Regions from separate parts of the Homo sapiens genome. Here region 2 is linked to region 1. The links are chromatin contacts, found by POLR2A ChIA-PET in ENCODE. All regions are on one chromosome and are shown on one strand. Each heading gives the region's core, a stretch centred on a gene start or an enhancer-like site at or near the end of the contact. The rest is flanking DNA. Distances are from core to core; before and after follow the strand shown.

Region 1 (6,666 bases), core at 1,651-4,150:
ATTAGTAGGGCATAGTGGCCCACACCTGTAATCCCAGCTACTTGGAAGGCTGAGACATGAGAATCACTTGAACCCAGGAAGCAGAGGTTGCAATGAGCTGAGATCATGCCACTGCACTCCAGCCTGTGTGGCAGAGTGAGACCCCATATCCAAAAAAAAAAACACCACCAAGTTTCAAAGTTAAGATGTCAGGTGGGGTGCAGTGGCTCACGCCTGTAATCCCAGCACTTTGGGATGCTGAGGTGGGCAGATCACAAGGTCAGGAGTTCGAGACCAGCCTGGCCAACATGGTGAAACCCTGTCTCTACTAAAAATACAAAAATTAGTTGGGCATGTGGTGCGCGCCTATAATTCCAGCTACTCGGGAGGCTGAGGCAAGATAATCACTTGAACCCGGGAGGCGGAGGTTGCAATGAGTCGAGATCATGCCACTGAACTCCAGCCTGGGCAATAGAGCAAGACTCTGTCTCGGGAAAAAAAAAAAAAAATTTAAGATGTCACTTATCGATGTTGATACAGATTCAACATAATCCTAACCAAAATGCCCGCAGGCCCTTTGTAAATACTGACAGGTTGATTCTAAATTTATGTGGAAACAATCTTGGAAAACGACAAAGTTGGAAAACTTACACTACTGAAATTTAAGATTTACTATAAACCCACAGTGTGGTACTGGTATGAGGAACAACTAGATCAATGGAACAGTGTCCAGAAATAGACCAATGCTTTTATAGTCAATTGACTTTTGGCAAAGGTTCCAAAGCAATTCGATAGGGAAAGTGAAGTCTTATCAACAAATGTTGTGGAGAATTGGCCGTATGGGAAAAAACAAACCTTGACTCCTATCTTATGCCATATACAAAAATTAATCCAATGTGGATCAAAGACCTAAAATTAATAGTTAAAACTATAAAACATCTAGGAACATCTTTACCACCAAGGGGAAGCAAACATTTTTTTAAACAGGACACAAAAATAATAACCACAAAAAAACCCAAATTTGTAAATTAAACTTCAAAATTCAAACTTCTGCTCACCAAAACAGTGTTTAAAAAAAATTAAGACAAAGAATGCAATAAGGAAATATATTTGCAAAATAAAAGTTGCAAAGGATTTGTATCCTGGGCTGGTACCCTACCACTCAATTTTTTAAAATTCAGATACCAAACAAAGGACAATATATCAGCTGTCAAATAGCACATAAAAGTGTGTTTATCATCATTAGTCATCAGCAAAATGCAAATTAAAAGCACAATGAGATACCACTAAACACCCACTAGAATGACTAAAATTAAAAACACAAACATGTTCAAGGCTGCAGTGAGCTTTGATCACACCACTGCACTCCAACCTAGGAAACAAAGTGAGACCCTGTCTCTTTAAAAAAAAAAAGATGAACACCAAAATGTAAGATCCAGACCTACCAAATTCTCACACACTGCTGCTGGGAATGTAAAATGGCACAACCACCAGGGGAAAAGGTTTGGACAGGTCTTAAACACTTAATCCTATGTCTACCCTTTGACCCAACAATTCTAGATACTTACCCAAGAGAAATAGAAGTATGATGTATATAGTGGGGCTTTTGAATGAATAAACAAATTACAGTATATTGATGCACTGGAACATATCTCAGCAACTAAAAGCAACTGGCATATAAACAACATTGATGAATATGAAAACCATACAAGAGTAAAAACTGTATGACTCCACTCATCTGAAGTCTGTTAACTAGGCAAAACTAATCTAGGGTAAAGTGAATCAGAAGAGCAGCAGGCCCTTGAGCGGTGGCAGGGCAGAGCACTGGAGAAGCAATGAGGAAGCCTGCGGTGGTGAGGGAAATGTTCCCTCTTTCTCTGGATATGGATGTGTGTGATATACACGTATCCATTTGTAAAACTGTACAGGTAAAATGTGATATGGGTACCTTTCACTATAATTTAAATCTACTTGAAAATAAAAAGAACTATAAAAGAAAATAATCAGGTTGGGGGATGGGGAGTGGGGGGAGATAAACGAATAAGAATGGCAGAACAAGCTGGGTTTGTGGCACCCGCGTGTAGTTCCAGCTACTCCGGAGGCTGAGGAAGGAGGAAGAGTTTGAGGCTGCAGCTCACCATGATGGACCCTGCAAACAGCCACTCCACTCCAGAATGGGAAACACAGCCAGACTCTTTCTCTTTCCTTTTTTTTTTTTTTTTTTTTTTTTTTTGAGACAGTGTCTCCCTCTGTCGCCCAAGCTGGAGTGCAGTGGTGCGATCTTGGCTCACTGCAACCTCTGCTTCCCAGGTTCAAGTGATTCTCCTGCCTCAGCCTCCTGAGTAGCTGGGACTACAGGCACGCGCCACCACACCTGGCTAATTTTTGTATTTTTAGTAGAGACAGGGTTTCACCATGTTAGCCAGGATGGTCTCGATCTCCTGATCTTGTGATCTGCCCACCTCAGCCTTCCAAAGGAATTATAGGCATTAGCCACCGTGCCCAGCCTTCCTTTTTATCTTTATATTTTTTACTGCTCCTTGCAGAGTAGGGCTAACCCACAGGCAGTATGCCCAGAGTAGCTGAGACCCTGTCTCTTGGAAAAAAATTAAATTAAAACAAACAAAAACCGAATGGCAGAACATTGGTACTTATTGAACCTGAGTGATCAGTGGTTGGGAGCTATTTTCTTTTTTGTTTAAATTTTGCATCATCAATAATTTTTAAAAAGTTAACAACAAAACTCTAAGATCAAGACTAAAGACCAAAAGAAGCTAATGGCTTGGCCAGGAAGGAACCTCTAGTCAGGGAGTAAATGAGGAAGGAGGGCATCAGGTCTGCTTCCCTGTCCGGCTCTTCATCCCTATCTTGCCAAGGGAAAACACACGGTGGTGCCAGGGGGTTTCCATCCCTGGTAAGTACATATGGACTTTGGTCCTGCCCGTCTAAACCACCCGTGCTTCTCTGCCCACCTGCCCAGCCATCATCGGCATCGGCGTCCAGATCGTCAAGGCCCTTCAGGTTTTCCGCATTGATAATGGTGGGCCGTGGTGCCCGCTCCACCAGCTGCCTTAGTGGGCGGAGTGGGCGAGACAATCCCAGCCTGTTTTCTTTTCTGATAAAAGAAAAGATGATGGAATCATGTCCAGTATACAGACGGAAGCAAAATCAAATACCTTTCCAAAAATAAATTCCACACTGCAAAGGTTCATGTTTGATTTAATTATTTCTATCAGTTCCTTTAAAAGAAATATATAATGAGCAAACGAGTACATCCCAGAAAGAAGTTCTGCCTTGTCCTGCAGTTTTACATGCTGGTTGCTAAGGCCTAGGGCAGCAGCAACACACACGTGCCAGAACTTCAACTCTACCAGGCACTTGAAATCATGACTCAATCTGTCATCCAGCTCCAAATCCCAGCCACCACCCCACACACCCTGCCACGCTGAGCTGGTTAAGTTCTCTGTGGTCTCCAGGAGACACAGCACTTCTATTCATCAGCCCCTCATCTTGACCAGAATCACCACCGCACTCATCTCTACACACGTGACTGTAATGCAATGGACTCACCCGTCTTGGTCATTCATCTGGAACTGTCTAAAAGGAACTCGAGGTTCAAGGCGGAGCTGAGGAAGGGGAAAAGAGCCTCGTTCCACTGTACCCTGGTTTTCTGATGACTTCGGCGAACACATCTGAAACATAACATCAATGAACAGGATTTGCTGGTAATGGCTGAAACTGCAATTTCCACTTAAATCAGAATGTGTTTTATAAAGTGGAAAATGGGAAAAAGAAACAGGAAAGTCATGGGGTTTCCTAATTAATCCTACCACCATCTCCCCCATTTCATTCCTGCTGCCAGTAAGTAGACTTGGGGACCTATGTCAGGGAAAACCTGCCTCTCCTGTTTCTAAAGAACCAAAGGCTAAAATCATATCCACATCACCAGGGAAAGAAGTCAGAGGCCCTGAAGATTTAAAAAGCAGGGAGAGAAAATGCAAAACGAGTGGAAGCCTCAGAAGTAGGGTAACAGGGCCAAGAGGAGACCCCAAGGGGGACATTCAACCACTTGACCTATCTGCTGGACACAATCCAACTTCATGGGGGGAAAAAAAGTACACTCTGAAGACTTACAAAAGCAGGAAGCATGTCATGGTATGTAGGTGGGTGGTATACATTTCCCATGAACTGTGAAGCCCCTTTTCGGACAGGCTGAGCCGGGCGGAGAGAGGGGTCCTTAGAATCGCTGGTACATGCCGAGGAGGGGGCTCCATCTCCCGTACTCGAGTTCCTGCTGCCCAGCTCAGTTGGGGAGGTGCTCAGAGACGTGGCAGAAATTATGTGTCGCCCACCGCCCTCCCTCCAGCTTGTCACATCTGGAAATTGAAAGGGGGCAAAAGGGGAGAGGGAAGAGGAGGGGGAAGGAGGGATCGTATGAGGTTCTGAAGGTCAAGGGACCCCCTCCTTCACCAAAAAAATAAAATGAAAAACAAAAAACACCAAAAGTGAAGAACTGTTAAATCTGTCAGGGAAGGTTGGGGCAGACCCCTGGCCAATGAGGATGAACTTGCTGAGGGAAGTCTGACTGTGAAATATAAAATGAGATCTACTCAGAGAGAAGGCTTCATCAGTAAGCAACAATCACCACCCTTCCCCAAGTCTCACAACCCAGAGAGATGAAGATGGCCCTGATGAAACCAGCCTTGGGTCATTCCTTCAACAAACACTGACCAGCCCACTTAGGGTCAGCACTGGACTACACATTAAAACAGGAGCAAGTTCCGGGCACAGTGGTTTCAGGCTTTGTTTAGCAGTGGCACCTTTTAATAAAGATCCCCCAGCCCACAAGACAGGCAAGGCGCAGCTGCTGTCCTTCCAGTGGAGGTGTGGGGCACTTGCGTAGCTCACAGACGGAAACCTGCTGACCTGTCTTTTTAAAATGATGCTTTCTATTGCCAAATGTGGTAAGATCGGGTGGAAATTATTAGAGGCCAACAAGAAATCAAATGAGACAACAGACCCCTGTTTTCGGTCACCTTTTGGTTAGAAGTTGAAGCACAAAGGTCTCTGAGTTACACGACCCTTAAGGGAAAGAGACCCAGGACATGTCTGATCCCAGCTCTTCAACCCCTTTGCTGTGTGATTTGGGGCAAGCCAAGGTCACCCCTCTGTCCATGTTTTCTCATCTTCTCCAATGAGGAGATTAAACTGATGCTTAGAAGCTTCTTCTATGTCTACGTTTTTATAGTCCCACAAGGCAGCTCCTCTTAATTAACCCCAGAAAGACATAATTCGTGTCCCTTAAAATGATGCAAACAGGCTGGGCGCGGTGGCTCACGCCTGTAATCCCAGCACTTTGGGAGGCTGAGACAGGCGGATCACCTGAGGTCAGGAGTTCAAGGCCAGCCTGACCAACATGGAGAAACCCGCCTCTACTAAAAATACAAAATTAGCTGGGTGTGGTGGCACATGCCTGTAATCCCAGCTACTCGGGAGCCTGAGGCAGGAGAATCACTTGAACCCGGGAGGCGGAGGTTGCAGTGAGCAGAGATCGCACCATTGCACTCCACCCTGGGCAACAAGAGCGAAACTCCATCTCAAAAAAAAAAAAGCAGCAAAATAAACCAGTCCTGTGTGGGCCACTGGAAAGGCAGTGAGTGCTGGTTTAAGTAAGACACATCCACAGTGATCACTGACTTACAGGACATCACTTATGACTTGAATGGGAGAGGCCTTGGGGATACATCAAGGCAAGCAAACAAAAGGCCTCACAATTTAAGACCTGATCAAGACCCCTGGACTACATGAGCCACTTCAAAATCCCTGAGTAGAACACGTGGAAAATCACATTCCTAAACACCACCTTAACCTCCAGCCACCCTCGGCTTCCAAGGAGAAATTTCCAGCCAGTGCTACACAATCCTGCCACTTCCCTGGCCCGACCTAAGATGAGGGGCCAGTAGAGACCAGTACCAGGCTGATTTATGTAACAATCCCCAGAGGAATGGGTTAAAAATACAGGTCCTAATTGGGCTGGGGGAGGGGAGGACTGGAAATCAGACTCATTCACAAACTCCCCAGTGATTCCGACTAGATGTAGCTAGGATTGGGAGCTTTAGAAAACAAGCTCTTGAACCGGGGACCTAAGTTAATTGGTCCTTTGTCCATCCTTGCCACAGCCACCAGGCACAGCAAAATTAACAACCGGATGACAGAGGGGGAGGGGACAGGCCTGGCCCAACCCAAGAGACAAAAAAGGCACAAGGCCCAATCCAATGGCCTAGGCAGCAAGTCCAATGGATGCACAGATCACGTGGCGAGTCAAAGAGCCACGTTTCCAGCTCGAACCGGAGACCCCAGTGGCATCAGCACCCTTTTAGGAGTGCAGAGAGATGAGAGGAGGAAGTTCTGTTACTCCATCGAGTGCCCAGAGGCTGCAGTCACTTACTCTGAGGGCGGAGGCTTGGTCCTGGCCCATACGACAGATCTAAGACGCCCTTTTCTTTGCCAGCCTTGTCCTGCCCTCCAGCTGCTTTCAGCGTCGGAAATTCCTCGGGAGAGAAGGATAACAGTCGGCTTGAGCCCCTTAAACCTGTCAAGAAGACGGGGTAGACATGGAGGAAGTGAGATGGAGTCAACAGTCGTCTGCTTCCCAGCTCCACACCTTGAAAGCCGTGTTGCCTGGAA
Region 2 (6,666 bases), core at 1,415-3,914, 180 kb before region 1:
CCTAAAATTGATTGTGTTGATGGTCACACAACTCTGTGAACAGACTAAAAACCACTGAATCGTACACTTTAAATGGGTGAATTTAATGGCATATGAGTTATATATCCATAAAGCTGTTTTTAAAAAGAAGGTTGACACAAAAGTGTATGTATGATATGGTTCCATTTATATCAAGTTCTAGGACAGGCAAAAGTAATCTATGATAATAGAAGTTAAACAGTTGGGGCGGGGCAGATTGGCTGGAGACGGTGATAGAAATGTTCTTTGTGTTTTTAGTGGCGCTTACTTGGGTATATGCAGTTGTCAAAACTCATCAAACTGGGAAAAAATGCATTCTAATTTAAAAAAAAAAACACATGGGCACTTATGTCTTCCCTTTTTTTTCTTTTGCTACGATTTGAAAAAGGCTATTTTTCTTTTCTGTTTTTCTCAGTTAATGGTTCTAAAGTGATTTCTTTGCTGGGTTATCTCCCCTTAACTCCCTCTCCATTGACAAGGATCCCAGCCAGCCCTCACCCCACCCCCACCAGCTAGCAGCTCCACCACACCTGTGGCCAGCTCGCCTTGGGAAACCACCCATGCCATCATCGTGCATATGATCTAATGGCTTTAGAGAACTAGGAACAGAGTTATTCCCCAACAAACTGACTGGGAACCTGTTCTGATGAGTATTTTAATTTGTGTGATAAACAATCATTTTGAGAGGCTGGGGTTTGCCATTTCCCCTTCCAAGAGGAAGTGCCTTTACGCATTTGAAACTTGACATGCCATGAAGGTATTTTTGGAGGGCAGGGGACATTTGGGAAGTCATGCAGATTACCTAAGGCAAGTGATACTTGCGTTTATGGTGCGTGGGGAATCTGTAGGCACAGAAATGAGACTCAGCAGCAGAGGACAGACAGCACCTGCCTGCCTTCTGGTGGAAACTCAGTGGTGACGGGAGCTTTGCTCATTGCCTTTTTCTTGTGGGGGTAGGAGCTGGTCAGGCTCACCATCGAGAAGCAGGGACGTCCGTCTCCGACGAGCCCCGTGAAGCCCAGTTCCCCTGCCAGCAAGCCTGATGGGTAGGTGCTGACTAACCCTCGTGTCGCGGGTGTCACGCTCAGTGGCAAAGTCTGCACTTGACAAGGATAGGGCCCGGTGGGGTGGGCAGCATGAGGGTGGGCTGCTGGAGGCCCATATTCCTTTTTCAGTGGTTAGCAGTGTGTGTATATTTCACACAGGCTTGAAGTATTGCCCTGTCTCAAGTTTACCCTTCAGCATGACTGTTTCCAAGGATCTTCTGTGAGCGCATCCAGTGACACATACCAGTGCTTTTCCTGGGCAGCTTCGTTTCATAATGACAAAGAACTTTTAAAGGCTTGGGTTTGGGTGCTTTGACTTGAGAGCACTCTTGTTTGATCAAGAGTAAACTGAGGATGACATGGATGGTTGTAAAGGTTTATATTCATCTCTACTCCAAGCTCCTGGTAAAAATATAAAACATAAATTTGGAGCTTTTTTTTTTGTTTTTGAGACAGAGTCTCTGTGGCTCAGGCTGGAGTGCAGTGGTGCGATCTGGGCTCATTGCAGCCTCCTCCTCTCAGATTAGAGCAATTCTCTTGCCTCAGCCTTTCAAGTAGTTGGGACTACAGGTGCACGCCACCATGCCCAGCTAATTTTTGTATTTTTAGTAGAGACAGGGTTTCACCATCTTGGCCAAGCTGGTCTCAAACTCCTAACCTCAAGTGATCTGCCCGCCTTGACCTCCCAAAGTGCTGGGATTATAGGTGTGAGCCACTGCGCCCGGCCTGGAGCATTTTAGAGAACCCTTAGATCATTTTCAGATGAGGAAATTGAGGTGCAAAGTTGGGGGCACAGCCAAGCTCCAGTAGCTCATTAGCAACCAAACCAGAACCCCAGGGTTCTATATCCAGGGAGCCTGCTCTTCAGCCCCACCTCACCCACTGTGTTCTTCCTGGTCACGTCCTCACCCTCTCAGGGCCTGTGTGTGCTCTGTCCCGCCTTTGACCTTCTGTAACCCCAAGTTCTTCCCAATTCTCCAGCCCAGCAGAGCTCCCCCTGACAGACCGCGAGGTAGAGATCCTAAACAAGACGACTGGGATGTCACAGTCAACTGAGCTCCTCCCAGATGCCACGGATGAAGAGGTCGCGCCCCCCAAGCCTCCTCTGCCTGGCATTCGGGTGGTTGATAATAGGTAATTACCTTCCTATTTGTCCAGTGCCTCCCATGGCAGAATGAGAAAGAAAGGGAGGAAGACAGGGCTCGGGCCCTTTCCCCTCAGCGCTGAGGGCTTGGCCCCCCTTGGGAGGCTGACTCTGGAGCTGTCCCCACCCCGCCGGCCCTCGCTGGCCACCCTGAGCTCTCCTGAAGGCCTCCTTGTGCCCTCAGCCCAGGGAGACATGGTATGATTTATTATGAAAGAAAAAGAAAGGGTTGTTCTTTTTTGTTCATTTGGTATTTACAGGTTTTATTTTGGCGGAGGGGAGTAGGCAGGAGTTGAAGTGTGAACATTGGGTGTGGAGAGTCTAGTAATGAAAGAACCCCACATCCTGTACCCCAATATCACGCTGAAGAGCTTTGGTGAGTGTGGTTTGGTCTGCCTGGACGTTTCGGTCTGTTTCAGTCCTCCACCAGCATTGCCACCCAAGAAAAGACAGTCGGCGCCGTCCCCTACCCGAGTGGCTGTGGTGGCCCCCATGAGCCGAGCCACCAGTGGCTCCAGTTTGCCTGTTGGAATCAATAGGCAGGTAATGCAGCCCCTGTTCCCTGCATGGGAAGGCAGGGAGGGGGTGGGGGGCTCAGGGATGTGGCTCCTGAAGCTGAAAGAAACCCATGGTCTTCAGGCGCTGGTGTTTGTCACATCGAGGAGTGCGAGACCTTGTACCCATCCCTCTCTCTCCAGGACACGGTCCAAGTTCCCATATGGGGATAAGGGTCAGGGCAGGGAGGGCAGAGCCAAAGGGCGTCTCCTGGGGATAGGTGAGTCCAGCCCCAGGGCCCTCCCTGGCCACACCCCCCACAAACTCCAGATGGCTGCTTCTCAGCTGTATGTGTCCTTCGACTACTGACGTCAGAGGTGGTTTCTGAGTTCGCCTGGCAGTATTTCCTTCTCTAAGTAAATGCACCGGTTGCCTCACCCCTGGTCTGTGCCACCGTTTCTCAGAAGTGATTTGGCTTTGTTTTTCTTTTTCCACTTGAGGATTTTGATGTTGACTGTTACGCACAGAGGCGACTGTCAGGAGGCAGCCACTCATATGGTGGAGAGTCGCCCCGCCTCTCCCCCTGCAGCAGCATAGGCAAGCTCAGCAAGTCAGACGAGCAGCTGTCCTCTCTGGACAGGGACAGTGGGCAGTGCTCCCGGAACACAAGCTGTGAAACACTAGGTGAGCCGCCACCATCCTCCTGTTCCATCGTGTCTCGGTGGCTTCTCTGGGGCCATTACAGTCCTGGGTGGGAGTCCCAGGTCATGCAATCATTGACTACGTGGCTTTGGCTGACTTGTTTAAAATCTGAGCCTCAGCTTCCTCATCTGCAAAATATGGATAACAGTATCTGCCTCCCAAGGAAGTTGAGCATGTAAATGAAATCACAATGTAAAACCACAGCCTAGATATTCAAGCGGTGACTGTTAGTTCATCTGTCAGTGAGTAATTTGACTCTCTTTACCAAAATTAAGAGCCATTTGTGTTGAGAGCTTTAAACAAAGGGGTGGGGGTCCTGACAACACTTGACAGAGGCTGAAGGGGAGGGAGCCGCGCGAGCCGGCCTTCTCGTTAGTCAGTGCTGAATGTGTACTGTGCGGGCCCCTCCGAGTCTGCTGGGCAGGGGGCTTAGAGAGCAGGAAGCTGTTCGTATCCTGTGAACTAGATATTTTCACTTCTGAGAATGTATCCTAGGAGCATAATCAGTGATTAATAGCAAGATTTTCATTGGTAGGAAATCAGATGAATTATGGTACATTCATTTGCTGGAATAATCTGTAGCTATTAAAAATCACTCATATTGATAACTAGAAAAAGTACAGGACCATTTACATAGTATTCTCAATTGTTTCTTTTTTTTTTTTTTTTTTTTTTTTTTTTGAGACAGAGCCTCACTCTGTCACCCAGGCTGGAGTGTAGTGACATGATCTGGGCTCACTGCAACCTCCGCCTCCCGGGTTCAAGTGATTCTCCTGCCTCAGCCTCCCAAGCAGCTGGGATTACAGGTGTGTGCCACCACGCCCGGCTAATTTTTTTGTCTTTTTAGTAGAGACGGGATTTCACCATGTTGACCAGGCTGGTCTTGAACTCTAGGTGATCTGCCCACCTCAGCCTCCCAAAGTGGGCCAGCGTGCCCAGCCAATTTTTGTATTTTTAGTAGAGACGGGGTTTTGCCACATTGGCCAGGCTGGTATTGAACTCCTGGCCTCAACTGATCGGCCCGCCTCGGCCTCACAGAGTGCTGGGATTACAGGCGTGAGCCACCGCGTGGCCCTCAGTTAGGCTTTTTCAAAAAGGAATTGTATAGGCAAAAAAGTCATTTAAGGAAATACTTCAAAATGTAAATAGAAAGTACAGTTAGATTATGGTACTGTGGGTGATTTTTATTTTCTTGATGTAATTTGCCACAGTTTCCGTAATGGTTGTGTATTTTTTTTTTAAATAAGAAATGTAAAAAATAAAAGTATAGCAAACAGCCATATTCCCATCTGGTTTGCTTTTATAATCAGGGAGAAGAATGAAGAATATAACATGTGAATATAAAATAAGCCCTGGAGACAGGTCTTTGTCACACACCCATGAGCGAGCCGGCGAGAGGCGGGCGGGGGGAGCTGGCTGCTCCTGCAGGGCCTGTGGCTAACGGGTCTCTTTTTCCCCTGTTGTAACTGCAGACCACTATGATCCCGACTATGAATTCCTCCAGCAAGACCTCTCTAACGCAGACCAGATACCTCAGCAGACGGCCTGGAACCTTAGCCCGTTGCCAGAGTCTTTGGGGGAGTCTGGGTCTCCATTTCTTGGCCCTCCTTTCCAGCTGCCTCTTGGCGGCCATCCCCAGCCAGACGGACCTCTGGCCCCAGGGCAGCAGACAGATACGCCACCTGCTCTCCCCGAGAAGAAGCGCAGGAGCGCAGCCTCCCAGACGGCGGACGGCTCTGGCTGCAGGGTGTCCTACGAGCGGCATCCCTCGCAGTATGACAACATCTCTGGGGAGGACCTGCAGAGCACAGCCCCGATCCCATCCGTCCCCTACGCGCCCTTTGCTGCTATTCTGCCCTTTCAGCATGGAGGTTCCTCAGCCCCTGTCGAATTTGTGGGTGATTTTACTGCTCCTGAGTCAACCGGTGACCCAGAAAAACCACCTCCTCTACCAGAGAAGAAAAACAAACACAGTAAGCCTTTGTTGCACTGTTGTCAGGAAGTGCATTTTATAACCTGAAATGGCAGTATGTTTTATTTCAGCATTAGACCAGAATCAAATCAGTGGCCTCATTATTTCATAAAAGATAGGCCAGCCAGGTATGTGGACACTTCTGGGAGCCAGGTTTTGTCATTACACGTGATCATTTTTAAAGCCTCATCAGCTGACCTCTCCTTTACAGTTTCTATACAATCTCAGGTCCGGTCTCCATGTAGCCTGAGGGATTCTCCTCTTTAGATGGCAGCAGTTGACCTTCTGGCCTGATCACAGTGACAGAGGGGAACGAGTGTCCTGGCACGCAGGACAGCATTGCAGCAACATCTGTGTAGAGCGAGGTGGATACGTGAATTTCAGCAGAACTTGCCTAGTTTCCACAGAGTGATTGTCTAAGGATCCCTGTCTAGAGCACACTGTCTCTGTTCATGCTCCCAGAATGACTTGGAAGCTGGGGTTGCCCAGCAGGAGTAATTCAGCACACTTCTTGGACCAGACATTTTAATATATGATGTTATTGGAGCCCAGGGTTGGAGCTGAAGTTTTGAATATTTTCCAACGGTAAATCTGTCATAAAAGTAATAAGGAGAGTTCTCCTGGAAATTCGGTTTTCTCCTAGCTCCCCTAACTGCTCCACACTTCTGGGACTTGCCTGGCCCCCTCTGTCCCCGCCCTCTCCCTGCTTCACTAGCATAGTTCTGCTTCGATTTTCTTGGCAGCACAGCTGTCACCGTTTCAATGTGTGTGGTCACATTAGCCACACAGCCCCAGGCTTCCCTGGCCTCAGTTGACACATCCAGCAGAGAACTTCTATGACCTAGAAATGGAATCTCTACTCCAAATTCCCAAATGAGAGCTTCTGAGCCCAGCTTAGAGCTGGGCCCCATTCTCAAAGAAGGGAAGACCTGGCTTGGTTCAGTCCAGCAAGGGTCGCCCTGAGGGCTGGCTGCGTGGTCCACAGAAGGCGGCGGCTGCGATGATGTCATGTATCCCCAGCTCCTCAGTGGGTGTTGCCCAGCTTGTGTGATGGCCTCAGCAGTGTGGTCCCCCAGCTAGAGGGAGAGCTGGCTCTGTGGGACTAATGATGTCATCCCCATCTGTCGTGTATATTTGCTCATCAGAAACCAGGGCTCCCGCAGAGGGGTGTGCAATGGCACTGCCAGAAGCATTTCCTTCTCTTCCCCTCCCTCTGCATGGACAAGTGTTTAAAGAGCTGTTGGCCTCCCCCTCCACCCCTGTTATCTTGGGCTGCGTGCCATTCAGGT

What was found. ChIA-PET counts read pairs that join two places held with the same protein, here RNA polymerase II (POLR2A).
Region 2: POLR2A ChIA-PET joins it to region 1 with 10 read pairs in activated B cell. The contact joins two enhancer-like sites. POLR2A ChIA-PET finds 5 or more read pairs at or near these places in 3 of 52 experiments (Caco-2, PC-9 and activated B cell).

The regions. Positions count from the first base shown.
Region 1 is chr9:131,444,090-131,450,755 of GRCh38, reverse strand. It overlaps PRRC2B (proline rich coiled-coil 2B), which reads right to left. Exons shown (of 32, transcript NM_013318.4): 6 at 6,428-6,571; 7 at 4,114-4,355; 8 at 3,550-3,671; 9 at 2,952-3,094. Among named protein-coding and RNA genes, the nearest start is that of SNORD62A, 38 kb to the left of the region's middle. Within about 2 kb of position 2,900, at least 2 of the 41 ENCODE cell types and tissues checked have a DNase peak (open chromatin) inside an H3K27ac peak, as active enhancers do.
Region 2 is chr9:131,624,634-131,631,299 of GRCh38, reverse strand. RAPGEF1 (Rap guanine nucleotide exchange factor 1) reads left to right here. Exons shown (of 27, transcript NM_001377935.1): 6 at 976-1,064; 7 at 2,046-2,198; 8 at 2,628-2,751; 9 at 3,204-3,387; 10 at 4,878-5,378. Among named protein-coding and RNA genes, the nearest start is that of PRRT1B, 82 kb to the right of the region's middle. RefSeq lists enhancers at 1,768-2,517, 2,997-3,046, 6,327-6,666. Within about 2 kb of position 2,664, at least 22 of the 41 ENCODE cell types and tissues checked have a DNase peak (open chromatin) inside an H3K27ac peak, as active enhancers do.